Regions from separate parts of the Mus musculus genome. Here region 1 is linked to region 2. A link is a loop called in an ENCODE intact Hi-C map of the cell type or tissue named here. Cell type or tissue: gastrocnemius. All regions are shown on one strand. Each heading gives the region's core, and the rest is flanking DNA. Links, peaks and the distances in the headings are about the cores only.

Region 1 (9,462 bases), core at 687-8,686, 390 kb after region 2:
GCATCAAACAGGGTCTTCCCACACATCCCCAGCCCAAGTTGTAGGATCCCATTCTTTACCAATTATGCCCTTCTTTTAACTGCTGACAACCTCCGAGGCGGAAACATTTCTCGATGTAATTTTTGATGTAATTCAGTCAACCTTATAATGAGGACTTCAGTTTGATTTTCTGCAACTTAAGCCCTGTGGCTGCTGGGGAGAAGATTCTGTTCCAGGGCCCACTTAGAAAGCTTTCTAGTGTTGATGTGCACCTGGAGTCAGTCAATTTTATCACTAAGTTCTTTGGTTGTCCTTCAAGGTATTCTGAGATGCTAGAAGTTGCTTAACTTTATCGTGGAGTTCAACCCTACCCTTTATCAATCTATCCAGAGACACTAAGGATAACTAACCTTTATCCTTTATCAATCTATTCAGAGACACTAAGGATAACTAACCTTTATCCTTTATCAATCTATTCAGAGATACTAAGGATAACTAACCTTTATCCTTTATCAATCTATTCAGAGATACTAAGGATAACTAACCTTTATCCTTTATCAATCTATTCAGAGATACTAAGGATAACTAACCTTTATCCTTTATCAATCTATTCAGAGATACTAAGGATAACCAGCCAGCATCAGTATTTTCCCCCAAACTGTCAAAAGTTTCATATACAGAGTCACCAACTTGCCACTCACAATTGGTTAATCGGACAATCAAGTTTGTAATATAGTTCACACCATGGATTTTCAGTAGTCTCCAAGCTGCCGGGAGAGGAAATGTCTGGAGGGGCTTTGTAGCCATAAGTGTTGGCAAAATGAAAAAAAGCCTATTCCAGACACTTAAAAGAATCACCTTTCTCTCCTTCTAAAACCACTTCTAGTACCAAAATCTGTATTATCCAGTGTTCTCTAGAGTAACAGGTCTTATAGGATGAATCTCTCTCTCTCTCTCTCTCTCTCTCTCTCTCTCTCTCTCTCTCTCTCTCTCAACACACACACACACACACACACACACACACACACACACACATCAATGCCAGTGGTTTTCAACCTGTGGGTCACATTTCAACCCCTTCAGGCCAAATGACCCTTTCACAGGATTCACATGCGGGACATCCTGCATATCAAATATTTACATTATGATTCGCAACAGTAGCAAAATGACAGTTACAAAGTAACAATGCAATAATTCTATGGTGGGGTCACTAGCACACAAGGAACTATTAAAAGGGTTGCAGCATTAGGAAGGTTGAGAACAGTTATTGAAATAACTTATGGGCTACAGCCCAGCCAACCCAACAATGGCTGTTGTGAACAGAAAGTCCAAGAATCCAGTAGTTGCTCAGTCCACAAGGCTGGCTGGCTGGTGGACTTCTTCCTTCTTGCTCATCCTTATACTGGCTTCCAGCAGAAGGTGTGGACCAGATTAAATGTGTGTCTTCTCACCTCGAGATCCAGATCAAAGGTTTATGTCTTCCCACCTCAAAGTCCCAGCCTAGAAGTAGATTCACCCACTTTAAACCAGGCAAAAATAATCTCTCATAGGTGTGCCTTCCATTTCTGGATTGTTGTTCCTTCCAGATGGAGTCAAGCTGACAACCAGGAGCGGCCATCACAGGTGGGCAGAGAAAGAGGGCTGGAGAGAGAGATCTGAGTGAGGTAAGAAATCCAAGCCAGGATGCACATAGGAATCCACTGTGGGATATTCCAGAGCCACTGAGGAGACAAAGCACACATGATTGGTGTGGAGCTTTGACCACGAGCTTTAGGACTTTAATTTCCTGCAGGAGGCCAGAGCACAATAGAGATGTTTCTATATCTGCAGGTGCTACAGTCAGAGGGAGTCCAGGTCAGTCCATCTCCAAGATCTTACCAGGACCCCACCAACGCCAAGGCAGAATCATCGTCAACTTCCCTGTCTTGATCAGTGCTAAAGAGAGCAGGTATTCACATTCACTCACAGAAGGAAGCAGAGGAGACCCTGGGCACCACCTCCTCAGCAGGTGGGGTTGTGTCTTCCTCAGCCCCAGCTCACAGGGAAAGCCACATGTATGCTCCCATCCTCTCCAGCTGCCTGTGAGGTGCACAGATCTTTTTCCATTAGTGAGAGAAATATCTTGTCTCATTGGCCTGAATTGGGTCCTGGGCTCACTGCTGTTTTGAGGAAAGGGGTCAGTATGGTCTTCAGTACTATGACTACTTTGTAATAGCCACTCTGAGGGATTGAAGGCAAACACAAGAGAGCTGGGGGTGGCTGTGGGCATCAAGCTGGTGGGCCAGGGGTGGGCTATCACCTACATTCTTTCCTTGATCAGATAGAAGGTGCTGGGTGATAGAGTGACCTATCTGGGGTCAGAGAACACACAGCCAAAGCAGGCCTGCTCTAGGTGATCTTGATACAGTCCAAACAAGGTGAGCACTCCGAAGGTCCAGGAGACGTACTCCTTACCCCTCATTATGTGTTAGAATCACCTGGAGAGTTCGAAAAAAACAATGCAAGAGGCTGGTTCAGACTCAGTTGTCCCTTTGGGTCTCTCGGATGTCCCACCCGATGAACCCAGAGGTTCCCAGTTGTGATTGAGTTGGTGAGGGAGCAAGTTTGATACCTTGATTTGAATCCTGTCGAACACCAACCCCAGTGTTGATTTACAGGACTTGGTAGGTGTAGTTGGCGTTCTTACCATCCGCCTTAGGCACGGGAGACAGCCTGGGAGGATCTGGCTTGGTTTTGATATGTCTTCAGACTGAATGGAGGCATCCTATTTGATGAAGAAATTGTGTGTGGACCGTAGCTTCCTTTGGCTTCCGAGAGTCCCAGCCTGCTCATGCTGGTGGCATGCCCTGTAGCTTTCCTATTTCTAACTAGTTCGTGTGGGTACTCAAGCCATCTTTCAGCACTACATCTCTAAATGTGCATCTCTCACTTTCTGATTGATCCCCAGGAGCCTGACTGACACCACGTAGTTTTAATATGCAGCTTGGAGAACAGGGGAAGTGTGTAGCAGCAGTTAAGACAAAGGGCATCTGTGGCAGTAAATACTTAAAGTCCGCTCTATTCTCCTGTCCCTGCACCCGCCCAAGAGCTCTGGACTCATGAAGGAAAGACACACACGTGCAACCTTTATATTTTAGTATGGTTCAGCTAGCTCAATGGCTGGCCCACTCTTGAACCTCCACGTGGCTAACACACTCCCCTCTGACATTCCTGAGTTAATACTTGCTAGATCTATATTTCATCTCTGCTACCCGGGCCCAATGAGGGCTTGGCCCCTGGGGCTGCTCTCCTTGATTCTTACACATCCCCGATTCCCTCCCTCAAGCATCTTTTCCCGATGCAGGTCTGTCTCCTTCCCCTCCTAAAGGGGGAACCCCTTTCTTCTCCCTGTCTCTGCATTTCTTTCTTGGGAATCCTAAAAGTCCCACCTCTATTCCCCTGCCCAGCCATTGGCCACAGGCTCTTTATTGACCAGTCAAAAACCAACTGTTGAATTCCCATTTAAGCACAGGGCAAATCACCAATCGGCATCAGAACAAAACAAGGTCATAAGGCCCAAGTTATGTGACATTTTTTCCACCCAAAGCCTCTGATGGCAGTCCCCTCAGCCTGTGACATGGACCGCAAGCACATTGTGAAGGCTGAATGTTCTCAGGTATCTAGGTGCTCCGTGAACACGGGATGGAACGATGGCCACTGCTCCCATTATAATGTCGGGCTATTCTGGGCATGAGCTATAAAATACTATTCTAACAAAAAATGAAACCTGGAGTAGCAAGATGGCTCAGAGGGTAAGAAGGGCTCTCTGCCACACCAGACTACCTAAGTTTAAAACCAGAACACAAACGCACATGCACACGATTTTGTAAAAAGTCTTTAAAAAAAAAAACAACAGGGTTTTTAGTGGATCACAGACTCCTAGAGTGTTTTAATGATGTTTTGGATGCAGGAAACTCTGAGACAGACACCTCTGATTTTGTTTTCTGCTGCCGATGTTCATTTTTGGTGCTGATGTCACTGGTGACCTCAGGCCCCTATCCTGCATTGCCAGCCCATATATCCCTGGCTATCCCTACCTGCGGCCTCCTGTCCTCCCTAAGGTCTATCTGACCGGCGCCCTCTGGTGGCCGCATGCTGCATTCACCGCTCCTTAGCCACGTGCTTGCTTGCCGAAAGCTGCCTTGAGATCTCTAATTTGCTATGATTTCTTCCAAGAAAAGCCACGGATGCACACACACTAGTTAGACCTTTGATGGGATGTTAGCAGCTGCTCTTTTGTATATTCTCCCCCCTCATCATCGTGTATGACCCCAGTTGCTCCTGTCAATGCCATCTGTCACTCAGGATTCAGGAGCTAGTACCTTGAACAAACACTGTGTGTCAAGCAGTGAAGTTTCTGGTGTATTAGAGAGCAAACCTATGCGTTCCTGGATTTTAAGTTGCAGCAGGGGAGACAGATTAAAAAAAAAAACAGCAAGAAGTACTCTACAGGGTACCTACAAGGTGAGGGTTGGGAAGGTAGAGCGGGGCGGGTACGAGTTCAGAGTAGGTTAAAGTTCAGGTGAGGTTAAAGATATCAGTGTAGGGGTGAGGTTAAAGATGTCAGATCAGGACTTGGGGGAAGAGAGCTGGTGTGAGCCATGGAGACTTTCTGGGGAAAGAACATTCCAGGCAGAGAAAAACCTGCAAAGGTCCAAGATCCTGCTTGCCCGGTTTAAAGACCAAGAAGAAAGGTCCATGGAGGTTTTACTTAATGTTTGTGTTTTTCTCAGTAAAACACCAGAATGGTGTCAGGACCGGGAACTGTGCGCTGGGAAGACAGGACAAAAAGAAACAAAGTCCCTGCTCTCCACTCTGGTGAGACTCGGGTAGTAACAATCAGCTACCCAGAGTTCACTGAAAGACAAAATGTATTCTCCTCTAATTAACAGCTGTTTCCACTCCCTCCTTGCTGCTTCCCACCCACTGGATAACAAGTTCTGTCACAAACTTGGACCAAGGACATATTGAGCAGTGGCCTTTCAGTTTTACTGTAGTACCACAAAGGAGACAACCAGGGATGGAGAGATGGCTCAGCTATTAAGATCACTTGTTATTGGACGCAGGTTCTATTCCCAGCACCCACATGGTGGTTCACAACCATCGGTAAGTCTAGTTCCAGGGGACGCAACACCTTCTTTTGAACTCTGTATACCAAGCACTCATGTGGTACACATAACATGCAGGTAAAACATTCACTGTAAAATAAAAAACACAAATCAAATTGAGAGAGAGAGAGAGAGAGAGAGAGAGAGAGAGAGAGAGAGAGAGAGAGACCCATGTTTCTTCTCTGCAGAATACAGCCTCTGATTTTTCTTCTATATTCCACTGCCCAGATCCTAAACCCCAGCACCTGCACCAAGAATAAAGCTGATGTGGTAGGAGACAAGGCTGGGCCAGTGTCATAGCATGAAAAGCCTTGGATAATTTAAATGTACTAGTTTAATGAAACAAGTCTGGCAGCTCGAACCAGAGCCCTTTCCAAGAGCCCCATCCTGCAACTTAACCAGGCAGTGATTTGGGGCACAAGGCTGAAGTCAGGTCCTGAGTGTGAGTTTGGCAGCCTGCCACTGCCTTCTTCAGGTTAAGCCCGCCACCTGTGATGAACTGCAGCTTATTGGCTGTGATTGGCTGTGATCAGCGGTTACGGCATTGAGCTCCTGCCTGGGATTGCTTGTTAATTCTGTAAGTTAGATTTCAGAGCCTTGAGAAAGGACTTGGGTCTGGAGGGTGCCTCTGCGGATAGTTAGGTAGGTTTGACAAGTGATGGTTGTCTGGGATGTCTCTAAGCTGAGGTAATAAGCAAACTACAGAGGGGAGATCCCTGGTGGTGGAGCAGGAATGAAGAGTCTAGGGACACTCTTGTGCCATAAGATTATTGGCACAATGGCTCTAAGGCACTGGAGCTTCCCTGAGAGTCTCAAGCTGGAAGGAAAGGCAAGACCAGTTGTACAGCCCGAGGAACCATCTCTGCTCTCTTCAGATGACATTCCACTTCTAACAGCTTACCATATTGCAACGGGCCAGGACGTGGCTCCATTTAAACTTTAACACCAGGTCAGGACTTCTAAGATGGACTTGGGGTTCACTGAGCCTCTTTGTTCCTCTTCTCAATGCAGCCACATTGAATAGATCTCCTTTCTCCATTCTCCACTATTGCATGTTTCTGCAATTGATATATTGAGCTTAGCTTCTCAGAGCCACTAGGATACAGGCTTGTATCCTAAAAACTCCAGTAACAAGAAGGCCTCCCCCCGCCCCCCGTGGGGGCTGGATGGCTCAGTGATTAAGAGAATTTAACTGCTTTTTCACAGGACCTCTAGTTTGGTTCCTAGCAATCACTACAATTGGCTCACAATCACCTTGAATTTCAGTTCCAGAGGGATCTAGTACCTCTGGCCCCCAAGGGATATAAAATAAAGTCAATAATAATAATAATAACAAAAGAAGAAACAGAAGAAGAGGGAGAGGAAAAGGAAAAGAAGGAGGAGGAGGAGGAGGAGAAGAAGAAGAAGAGAAGAAGAAGAAGAAGAAGAAGAAGAAGAAGAAGAAGAAGAAGAAGAAGAAGAAGAGGAGGAGGAGGAGGAGGAGGAGGAGGAGGAGGAGGAGGAGGAGGAGGAGGAGGAGTAGTAGGAGAGGAAGAGGAGGAGGAGGAGAGGAAGAGGAGGAGGAGGAGAGGAAGAGGAGGAGGGGGAGAAGGAGAAGAAGAAGAGAAGAAGAAGAAGAAGAAGAAGAAGAAGAAGAAGAAGAAGAAGAAGAAGAAGAAGAAGAAGAAGAAGAAGAAGAAGCCATCACCACCATGAGGTGAAAATCTAAGACTAGAATATTCAGAAAGTGAAACAGGTAGATGAGGGGGAAGGTTAGAATGGGGATGAACTGGTAGTGAACAGGGAACACTGTCTAGTACCAAGGAGAGCAGAATAGTGCTGCAGAAAGCTGAGTCCACTGATGGATTCAGCAGTCAGAATGCTGTTGCCATTGGCATCTGTCAGGGAGCTGTGAACAGGCAGGGCCATACACAGTCCCTAAGGAAGAAGAGACCTGTTTAAGATGTTTGGCTGTGCCGAGCAGGGGTGAGGATCATCTAGATGGGAGGACTATGGGGCATGAGATGCCTGCTGATGAGCCTTTCTTCCTGGGCAAAATCAATAGCAGCCCCAGCGCATGGACAAGAAAGGGCACGTTTTGGTAGAACGCAATGTAGCTTATGGCAGTCAGTCTTTAGTCTGGGACTCTTTCCAAAGAATTGTGCCTCTGGTGGCGTTGCTGAGGGAATCAGCTTCCAGATCAATTTGGTTGGGAAGCTGACCTGACACGCACACACATCTGCTTCATTCAACGGGCTGTGAAAATACCTGGGGCTGCAGAGGAATAAATAAGAGTGGAACATTTTCTAGGATCAAGGCTGCATGAGACAACTAATGTGAGTTTAGTTTCTTTACATTTGACCAATATTAAACATTACAACATAGCTGTATAATGATAACAGAAAATTTCAGAAATTGGTATGGATGTCAGACAATATTCAGAAGAAAGGAAATTAAACTTTGGCTCTCTGCTGCTGGAAGTTGACGTGCTACGCCTACTGAGGAAGACCCAGAGGTTTGCAGGACCACGTGAGCCATGGCCTGGCCATCAACATGCAGTTCATTTTGACAAGTATCCCCCAGTTTACTCTGCGGAAAGTTGGCACAAGGTAACTCGTCACTGATAGGACAACGAGATCCTTTGCTTCAGGCTCGACACCCTGTAGAGCTATTCAGCTAGCACAGGCAAACAAATGCTTCCCCAGACGAGGCTGGGGCTGCCTCATCCTTCCTGCACTTGGTGCGCCCAGACTGTCCTGAGTTGTAGACGGAGATGATGCTGGAGCCTGTCCTGAGGAGGACCGACCGTATCATTCAGTGGAAGAACTGAGGTTCAGGGTCTTTGGAGCGCTTGTATCTTGGGAGGCTTGAAGATACAGAGGGAAGATATAGCAGAATTCCCCAGTCCAGTCAATTTAAATATTAATACAAGAAGCCTGTGATTGGATAGGGGAAAGGGAGGTGGAGCTAAGAGTTTCAGAGATAGAGACAGAGACTAAAAGAAGGAAGATAGAGGAACAGGGCTATCCAGACTTTCCCTGGCTTTAAATAGCCACAGGCACCTATGATTATTTTATAAGAGATGGATAATTACAGGACAATTTGTCTTATCTAGGTTGGCAATTTATATCAATTATCAATTGGCTCTGAAATTATTGTGTGGGCATCTTGTGAATTGAGAACTTACTGATATATAAATCTGACTGATTGCTTATAGGCTTAGTCTAGCGGTTTGCTTTTACTGGGTTATGGCTGAGAAGGAACTAGTGGCTCTGAGATAAGTGAACCAGAGCTGGGAAGACCTCAATCAGTCACTGCTGGGGCTAGCCTAGAGGCAGAGGCGGTGAGCCCACCAGGGCAGTGAGTAGCCGGTATAGCATGGGATGGTGCCGAGTTTTTTTTTTTATACTATATCCTGCAACAGGAAGACCTTTGAAAGACTTGTGAAGTTTTAGAAAGCATACGTCTATGTGATATTTCAGCCTTTAAAATGAGGACATTTTTAAAGTGATGTCCTCATTAGAACATTGTATGTGATGTCAAGTTCATAATAAATTTGTTACTGAAAAAAACAAAACAAACTAAAAAAAAAAAAAAAACCAACACATAAAAACCAACCTACCACAGTAAGGTATAGGTATACTTTAATAAAATTAATAAGTAACTTTAGAATACTTGATCATGATTTAAAACATGTGTAGCTGTAAACCATCTGACCCGCTTGCTAAGTGATAGAGGTGTTTAGGAAATTCCTACAGCTTAAAAAAAAAAAATAAACGTTAAGGGTTGGAGAGATGGCTCAGAGGTTACGATCGCTGTCTGTTCTTCCAGAGGTCCCAAGTTCAATTCCCAGCAACCACATAATGGCTCACAACCATCTGTAATGGAATCTGATTCTGTCTTCTGTTGTGTCTGAAGACAGTGTACTCACATACATCATCTTTAAAAAAAACCTGAAAACTAAAAGTTTTCAAGCTTGTAGAGATTAGGTTAATTAATCTAATGGAATGATGTTAATGTTAGTTTTCTAAAATATATTCATTTAAAAACGAATGAAGAATAGAGTCCTCTTCTCTGTGGAATGCACACAGCATTATGTCTGTAAATATGTCTGAAAAGCTAGGCCAGCACCGCTGTAATAGCTGTCCGTGGGGAGGAGAAATGAAGTCGCTGTCAGGATGGGAGAGGTGTTTTGTCTTGTTTCAAACGCATGCATTATATGCTCAAGAAATGTTATTGCTGCCCCCCTAAGCGGGGACAGGCCCATAGCTCAGTGGCAGAACACTTTTCCTGGCATATACAACTGCCAGGGTTCGAGCCCTGGCACCACAAAATCCAAACCACACTAAGCTAAATC
Region 2 (9,462 bases), core at 564-8,563:
TTCTCTTAGTGTCTGTATAACATCTGTCCAGGCTCTTCTGGCTTTCATAGTCTCTGGTGAAAAGTCTGGTGTAATTCTGATAGGCCTTCCTTTATATGTTACTTGACCTTTCTCCCTTACTGCTTTTAATATTCTATCTTTATTTAGTGCATTTGTTGTTCTGATTATTATGTGTCGGGAGGAATTTCTTTTCTGGTCCAGTCTATTTGGAGTTCTGTAGGCTTCTTGTATGATCATGGGCATCTCTTTTTTTATGTTTGGGAAGTTTTCTTCTATTATTTTGTTGAAGATATTAGCTGGCCCTTTAAGTTGAAAATCTTCATTCTCATCAATTCCTATTATCCGTAGGTTTGGTCTTCTCATTGTGTCCTGGATTACCTGGATGTTTTGAGTTAGGATCCTTTTGCATTTTGTATTTTCTTTGACTGTGGTGTCGATGTTCTCTATGGAATCTTCTGCACCTGAGATTCTCTCTTCCATTTCTTGTATTCTGTTGCTGATGCTCGCATCTATGGTTCCAGATCTCTTTCCTAGGGTTTCTATCTCCAGCGTTGCCTCGCTTTGGGTTTTCTTTATTGTGTCTACTTCCCCTTTTAGTTCTAGTATGGTTTTGTTCATTTCCATCACCTGTTTGGATGTGTTTTCCTGTTTTTCTTTAATGATTTCTACCTGTTTGGCTGTGTTTTCCTGCTTTTCTTTAAGGGCCTGTAACTCTTTAGCAGTGCTCTCCTGTAATTCTTTAAGTGACTTATGAAAGTCCTTCTTGATGTCCTCTATCATCATCATGAGAAATGTTTTTAAATCTGGGTCCAGATTTTCGGTTGTGTTGGGGTGCCCAGGACTAGGTGGGGTGGGAGTGCTGCGTTCTGATGATGGTGAGTGGTCTTGATTTCTGTTAGTAGGATTCTTACGTTTGCCTTTCGCCATCTGGTAATCTCTGAAGCTAGCTGTTTTAGTTGTCACTGTTAAGAGCTTGTTCTTCAGGTGACTCTGTTAGCCTCTATAAGCAGACCTGGAGGGTAGCACTCTCCTTAGTTTCAGTGGGCAGAGTATTCTCTGCAGGCAAGCTCTCTTCTTGCAGGGCAGGTACCCAGATATCTGGTGTTCGAACCAGACTCCTGGCAGAAGTTGTGTTCCACTCACTAGAGGTCTTAGGATCTTGTGTGGAATCCTGTGTGGGCCCTTGCAGGTGTCAGGCGACTCCGCTGGCAAGGTAGCCCGGGGCTCGAGTGGAGCGGAAGGGGTTTGTGCCCCAGATCAAGCCCAGGTAGCCTGCTCCCCTATGTACAGCAGTCTCAGGTTCCGCGCAATTGGATTGGGGCAGGCGCTGTGTTCCACTCACCAGAGGTCTTAGGATCCCGTGGGGAGTCCCGTGTGGGCCCTTGCGGGTGTTGGGCAAGACTCTGCTGGCAAGGTAGCCCGGGGCTCGAGTCGAGCGGAAGGGACTTGTGCCCCAGATCAGGCCCGGGTAGCCTGCTTCCCTATGTACCGCAGTCTCAGGTTCCGTGCGATTGGATTGGGGCAGGCGCTGTGTTTCACTCACCAGAGGTCTTAGGATCCCATGGGGGGTCCCGTTTGGGCCCTTGCGGGTGTTGGACAAGACTCTGCTGGCAAGGTAGCCTGGGGCTCGAGTCGAGCGGAAGGGACTTGTGCCCCAGATCAGGCCCGGGTAGCCTGCTTCCCTATGTACTGCAGTCTCAGGTTCCGTGCGATTGGATTGGGGCAGGCGCTGTGTTTCACTCACCAGAGGTCTTAGGATCCCGTGGGGAGTCCCGTGTGGGCCCTTGAGGGTGTTGGGCAAGACTCTGCTGGCAAGGTAGCCCGGGGCTCGAGTCGAGCGGAAGGGACTTGTGCCCCAGATCAGGCCCGGGTAGCCTGCTTCCCTATGTACTGCAGTCTCAGGTTCCGTGCGATTGGATTGGGGCAGGCGCTGTGTTTCACTCACCAGAGGTCTTAGGATCCCGTGGGGAGTCCCGTGTGGGCCCTTGCGGGTATTGGGCAAGACTCTGCTGGCAAGGTAGCCCGGGGCTCGATTGGTCAGAGTATCTTACCATAACATCAGAAAGGATTTTAGGACGACCATTAAAGTAGTGGTTCCCAACCCTCCAAATGCTGTGACCCTTTAATACAGTTCCTCATGTTGTGGTGACCTTCAACCACAAAATTATCTCATTGCTACTTCATAACTGTAATTTTGCTACTATTATGAATTGTAATGAATATCTGATATGTAGGATATCTGATGCATTACCCCTGTGAAAGGGTTGTTTGACAACCCCAAACGGGTCACAAGTGACAAGTTGAGAACCACTGCTATATAGGCTCATCAAGGAAGCAGATGACTAGAGAGTTAGAGTTAGGTAATGGGGGCACAGCAGACTGTGTGAGGTTAACTGACATGTCAGGTTAACCACCGGACATTAACTCTGTAGAGATCTGACATTAGAAAACATTTGCTTTAATTTATCTCTTATCTGAGTTAAGGGTAGAAGGTGTGAAGGAGAATGAAGAGTAGAGGTTGAGGCCAGGAAGCCCAGTGGTAGAGCACTTGGCTAGAAGGTCTGAAGCCCTGAGAACCACCACTCCATCACAGAAGGACTGGATAGGAAGCCCAGCTGGGAAGATGCCAGTGTGGGTGGTAGCAGCAACAGTGGGTGTTGATGAATTAGAAGAACATTTGCTGTTGGGTTGTTCAAACTCTGTCCTAACTTACAGCAGATGCTGAGGCAAGGGGGTATGGGGACTCATCTCATTTAGAAGGATGAAGAACTTCAGGGAGGGATGTAAGGAAGATGAAAGTAAGAAGCTTGGTGGCTACCTGGTGATAGAAAGTCAGGACAAGTCTAGACGCCATCTCTCCTAAGTCCTCGGCAAGCACAAGTTGTATGCGGTTGGTCTGATGTTGCTATGTATTCAAATGCTAAATACTGTCCCCAAGATCAGGTTGTCCCATGTGAGTACACCAAGTGATTCTATGTAACCTTGCTCCCCAAGTTAATTGGTAAATAAAAGGCTAACACCTGTGATTGGGCAGTAAATGGAGATAGGCGGATTTTCAGTTACCTGCCTAGGGTTGCTGGTTGAGCATGTGGCCAGGAGAAACAGCAAGTAACAAGGGACATACAGCTGGGATGTAAGTCAAAATAGCTCTAAAACCTGCCCAATCTAGGCTTACAGCTTGTAAATAAAATACCTGGACTCTTTTATATGAGCTAGCTAGAATTCTCAATTCCTTTTACACACTGTGGTACCCATCTATGGTGATGGGAATCCTGGAGGAGATGCAAATATGGCTGCAGAAAGAGGGGAGATGCGGCTGCCTTTGATGTACTCTGCCTGGAAGTAAGGCATGCTTCTTTGATCTTCCTCAGCTTTTCATCTCAGGAGGTTTGGGGACACCCCTCTTGACGATGCACTGTGACAGAGACTGTGTTCTCCTTTTTGACTTTGACTGAGTTACAGGAGGACTGAGGCTGGGCTTACTTAAGCCCCCCCCCCCCAGATGTCCGCAGAGAATCTGTGCCCCAGGAGTGTTTATGGAATGGAGATACCCCTTTAGTAATGCTTGCTTCATATCAAGAAACCCATGACTAACTGAAGACACAACTGTCTATCACGCAGACAATGAATCTAACCTTTCCTGGACTACACTGGTCTATACACTCTTCACAGCAGTCCCTTTGTAATATCCGAGCCAAGCAAAGGCATTTTTCTGAGTGGGGAGAGGGGTGTGTTATATACCATAGCAGGAGTTACCTGTTACCATTTAATACTCCAAGAGTCAAGAATTATTACTCATTCTTTGAAATGAAGAGCTCAGGGCACAGAAAGGGGATACAGGTTTATTTAAAGGTTAATCTTGTTTTAAATCATTTGTGAGCACATGCATGGGCTATATTAATGAGTTATGCACATCCCGTGGGTTATACAGAGCAGGTGCCAGAGGAGAGATGCCTCAGGTGTCCTGGAGCTGTCAAACATGGATGCCAGAAACACAACTTGGGCTCTCTGTAAGAGCAGTGTGTATTCAACCATCATGCCCTCTCTCCAGCCCCAGAGTACATAGATTTTGTAAAATCTTGATGATCCGATAGACTGTGCCAGGATTCAAACCCTCCAGTCCTTCTCTTCATCCCAGAGTGGCAGTCAAGTCACCCTTCTCAGACAATTATCTATCCATGAACTTTTAAAATGGAAACAAGGGACTGGTCGGCACATTCTGGAGAATGGAGAGAGTCTAGCGAAAAATAAATGTTTTATGTCTCTTAGGATGTGCTGAACAGCTGATGGATGAAAAACGTGGAGAAATACAAGCATGGATCTTAGTGTGTGGCTCAGTGGCAGAGGGCATGGCTGGCTTGTATAGGACCTCATCTTTTCTAGGAACACACATGCACACGTGTGTGTGTGTGCATGCACACAGAGAGAAGAGACAGAGACTAATAAGGATAGAAAGAATATTTTCTAAGATTTCTAGGGTGGGAAAACAGTATATGTTACCATGAACAAGAATGGATTTTAAATACGTAGGAAAAGGGTAGGTATGGCTTAAAATTCATCTAAGGGAACAAGTTAAATTTATGTTGATGGACTAAACTGGGGTTAAAAGAGGAAGGAAAAGGCAAGAATCAAGCACGCTCACTACACAAAGGTGATGCTAGGAAGCCTTTTCTAACAATTTGCTCCCTCCTCTCTCCATGGCAGGATGGGAGAGCACAGACTTTTATCTGCCCCTCTGAAGATGTCTTTGCTCCTGACATGTTCAGGAAATGGTTGTCAGCTTGTCAACAGGAAGGATATCGTGCCCTACCTTGGTCTGAACTCTTGTGTCACTCAGGAGCAATTAGAGGCCCTATAATTTTGCAGGGCATCTTAAATCAAAAGAAGGATGTGTGCTTACTAACATATCAAAGCAAAGGCAAACTGCCCAGAGGGGGAACTGCAGGTCCTTTCTCAACCTTAGAGGTTGAGAAGGGTGAATGAAGGTCTCAGGCTACCTTCCTCCTTCTGGGGGTACAGGGAAGGCCCCACCAGAAAAAGCATGTGCCTGCAGTTAAGAAGAAGTCCACCAGGGGGAGCAGTAACATGAGCGTGGCAAAGGGGCTGTGTCTGGGCTAGATACTGAAAATTAATGGATACAATTCAAACCCTAGGAGAGGAGAGTTCCCTTCTCCCTGGCTTATATGGTCTCTCTCTTTTGTCCTCTTTTCTTCCCTCTGGGTTTGCATTAGAGGACTCTGGTTTTGTTTTCAGGACCCAAGATGATGTAGAGCCCATTCCATGAACTGATCTGGCTTGATCCCAGACAAGTTGGATTGAAGGACAGCGTCCACTGGCATTTGGCCAGTGCTGCTCCAAGCCAACTCTGGAATGACACTGTCTGTCTTCATGGCAGGAAGCCTTGAGGGTTATGCTGTCAGCCTTTCCAAACAGTTTCTGGGAGAAAGTTGTTGGAAGAACACGCAGAAGGCCACAAGCACAGGAAAGGCATCTGATATGACATGATTATATACATGCTATCCTCCCAGTGTACCTGGGAGGCTGAGGCAGGAAAGTCATGAGTTCAAAGCCAGCCTGGGCTACATACTGAGGAGGGCTTGTTTCAAAGCAAAAGTAAAAACTTCAGAAAGCAGTCTGAGACTTTAGAGTTTCAGGTGACAGAATTTCATTGCTTGGAGGATTTATTTTATTTTAATGTCCATCCTTCATGAAGTGAGTGGGTTCTGTGATATGGTCACCCTCGGGAGTGGGTCCTCAGATATGCACATGCCTAGGCAAGTCCTTACATACCTCTGTTTCTACAGTAAGGCCTGGGAGCACAGAAGGCGACCTGCTCTCCAGAAGGCTCTCATGCCTGGCGTAAGTCCTGTTTTGAGTGGCTGTCCTCTAACCACTGAATACAACTTTAACTCGTACGCTTACCAATTCAAACTTAACCAGGATCTGACCCCAATTTGCTTTTATGTCTAATTCTAGATTTTCTTGATTTATGTATATTTGTGTCAGGTTCAGAAGTCAGCTGCATGGGCAGTGAACGTCGCGCCTGGTGCTCAGCACCCACCACTAGCGGCAGAAGGATCGGCTGATTGAACAGGAGGCAGAGGACCAAGCAGGAGGACGCCCCAGAAGGATCTCTGTGGCCCCAAGAACTTTCCAGAAGAACCACGGTTATGATTGTGTTTTAAGCTCTGTTGCTTTATACCCAGAACTTAGACTTGGATGTCGTCTGAGAGCCAAGCTGCAGGGCAGTCTGACACAGTGTAGGATAATACCGTGCCCTGCCACCCTGCACTAAGAGTTTAATGCAGTCTGAAGCACTCGGGCACAAGACTGCCATTGACCCCACCCTCTGAATGATTTCCAAGGTTTAGGTCATTTGAATGGCTACTGGACAGAGTCAGAGCAGATGTGAAGCTTACAGGGAAATAACCTTTTCTGATGTGATGGGTGAAAGGGCGTAGACTGGGCTAGCACTTCCCAAATTATGATGTGTAAATTCTGTGGGATCCAAAGCGCAGCCATGACACACATAAAAGTCCCCGATCAACTAAGCCTGGGAAAGTCTAGGAGAAGCTGGGGTTTAAAATATATGTGCACATATGTATGTATATGTAATATAAATAATGTATATATGCATGTGTATGTAGAAAGAGACTAATGGATAGATAGATGATACATACATACATACATACATACATACATACATACATACATAGTAATGTGCTTGATGTATTGGCATGAGGACTAGAATTTAGAGCCCTATCCCTCATAAATGGGGCAGGCCTGGCAATCTGTCTGTAGTCCTAGGCCTCAGGGGGTGAAGACAAGGCGTGATTTCCAGAGCAAGCTGGTGAACTGGGAAACTCTGAGTTTAGTGAGAATCCCATCTTCAGCAGATAAAGTAAAGAATATGGAGGAAGATGGCCAGTGACAAGCTCTGGCCTACACACACACACACACACACAAACGGCCTTCAGCACATGCATACATTTAAGCACATACATACATACATACATACATGTGAACATGCAAATAGACACACACAGTCACCAACCAGCACATACACACACATGGACACACACGTGAGTATGCTAACACACACACACTCACACACAAGCTCATCAGCACATGCGTAAACACAGATGTATGCAGGTGAACATGCAAACACACACATATACACTCTCAGAGTCGTCAGGACACACACACATGTAAACCCCAACACACACACACATGTAAACCCCAGCTTCTCCTAGACTTTCCCAGGCTTAGTTGATCGGGGAATTTTTATATGTCATGGCTGTGCTTTGGATCCCACAGAATTTACACACGTGCATACACACAGTCACACTCGATAGAATCTCCACTTTGCAAGATCATATAAATCACGTCCCCTAACCGAGATCTATAGTTAGGGTGAAGATGAACCAGTGTCATCCTGGGTTTGTATTATAGGCAACGCAAAGATCCAACACTTGGCTAGCAGTGGTTACAAGCTCTTCTGTGGAGGAGGAATTGTTCAAAGTACAATTTTTAAAGGTGTGCCTATTTCTATGAGAGCAGATGTAATCGTTTTTATAGGCATCTTAACATTTGGTGTCTTCATGCTCCCTCTCCTGCTTAAAAATCCCCTAGGCTATAAAGTTTTAACCCTTAACTGTGAGCGTGCAGATGTGTGTTTGCACATGTGTGAGCACATGTGTACATGATGATGGCTACTAGTTAGGGGGAAATGAATGAGCTCATCTAATCCTGGCTCAGAGAAAATAAATGCCTTGTGGTTGAATGAAGTGGCACAGATAAACCCAGTCTTATAAATGGACGTAATTTTGAAGTTCACATATATGTCGTAGTTTGGATCATGGAACATGTTTTCTCATGAAAAAGACATGGATTTTATAGTAAATTGATTCCTGACCTAGCACACACACACAAAACCTGTTTAACTCCTACAGTACCTGAAGCAAAGTTGTTATTATTGTTGTTGTTATTGTTATTATTAATGTTGAGAGAACAGCTTTCAATGGGAACAGCTTTCAGAGTTTTACAGTTTAAGGGAGAGAGCCACTGACTATAAAATTTTAACCAGTCTCCTAAATCACACCGACATTTTCCCCTTTAATAAATTACCAAGAAGAGCAGCTATTAATACCACAAATTATTTCCTGAATACGTTAAGTTAAAATAATATTTCTTTCTCTGCTGTCATATGTACTTTCAAACTTTAGTAAAAGGGACCCCATGGAACAAAGACAAGTCTCTCAGGACGTCATGGAGATGGACCAGGTCTGGCTTCTTGTCCTTCTGCTTCCTGGCTACTCTCCTGTGTGCAGGAGGCAGGTAAGAAGGATCCAAGGAAGCTGCGAGCATGGTCCTCATCTTTATTTTTATACCAGACTTGTGTCATCTGCTTTTCCTTCCAAGTCCTTACCTTTGCTTTAGTTTTTTTCTTTAACTTGTCTTATAGTTTAATAGGAATCTGCAGTAAGTAACGAAAGATAGTCTAGGCCACACTGACCACAGGAATCAGAGCCACATAACACGTGGAATATGCTAGAAGTTGTACAAACATATCACAGAATCATAGCGCTAGAAAGAACCTACATGATTGTCTCGTCTATTCCCTGGCTTCTAGACAAGCCAACCATTCCAAACAGATGAGAGCTTCCCCGTCAGAGGAAGGGTGCTGTTTTCTTTAACCCTTTCCAGTAACCACCTATTTGCTGCCCAGTATATTTTTATTCATTTTTTATTTAAATTAATTTATTCATGATTACACCTGTATTTAAATCAGAGAACAAAGTAGGGTTATCTATTCAAAACTCCCACAATGCATTCAACATTAGAATTCTGTGTTCTTTCCCTTGGGATTTTCCTGAACATCCCAGTATCTGATTTTTCAGTCCTTTCTTCTGTGTTTTCTGGGCTGTTTGCATGCCTTCAACAGGGGCACCTGAATCTAGAAACTGTCTTATAAAGTATCTAAGAGTTCTGCATGGAATGCACACACAGCAACATTTAAGCATCATCTGATAAGCAGGCCCTGAGACTTGCATACAAAGGAAGGTAAAATTTAATAACCATAACAACATCATAAGAACATAGACTATTTATTTACAGTCACTTTCTTGTGGGTAGTAAAAGAAAAAAAAAAAGACCATTATCAGCCAAAGTAAGAGAATCAAAGGGATTCTGGTGTTATTATTACACAAATTACACAGGAGCCATGACCCCTCTCTCTCTCTCTCTTTCTCCCCACTCTCCTTTTGAGGCAGGGTTTACCAACTCACTACATAGACCAGGCCAGGCTTCAATCCATAGAGATGGACCTGCCTCTGCCTCCCTGATGCTGGGATTAGAGACATGATAGTACCACACCCAGCTTCACAGCTTTAAATGACAAACATACATTTCTTTTCATTCCTTAAATTTAGTATGTACAAATGCATAGGTGTTCATATTATG

What was found. A loop is a pair of places that touch in the nucleus more often than their neighbours do. Peaks named below come from ENCODE experiments on the same cell type or tissue, not always from the same donor. Only the 100,000 strongest peaks of a DNase experiment are listed, where the experiment ranks them.
Region 1: it touches region 2 in a loop (4-fold over the local background); 13 of 42 quality-filtered maps call a loop at or near these places.

What each region holds. Positions count from the first base shown.
Region 1 is chr10:8,711,778-8,721,239 of GRCm38, forward strand. No RefSeq gene overlaps it. Among named protein-coding and RNA genes, the nearest start is that of Gm24374, 74 kb to the left of the region's middle. In gastrocnemius, for the core only: a CTCF peak has its summit at 4,110 (motif pointing left); DNase peaks (open chromatin) are centred at 4,103 and 5,597.
Region 2 is chr10:8,318,331-8,327,792 of GRCm38, forward strand. The region is part of intron 3 of Ust (uronyl-2-sulfotransferase); the gene reads right to left. Among named protein-coding and RNA genes, the nearest start is that of 4930573G07Rik, 110 kb to the left of the region's middle. In gastrocnemius, for the core only: a CTCF peak has its summit at 5,068 (motif pointing right); DNase peaks (open chromatin) are centred at 5,067 and 5,334; H3K27ac peaks cover 794 bases.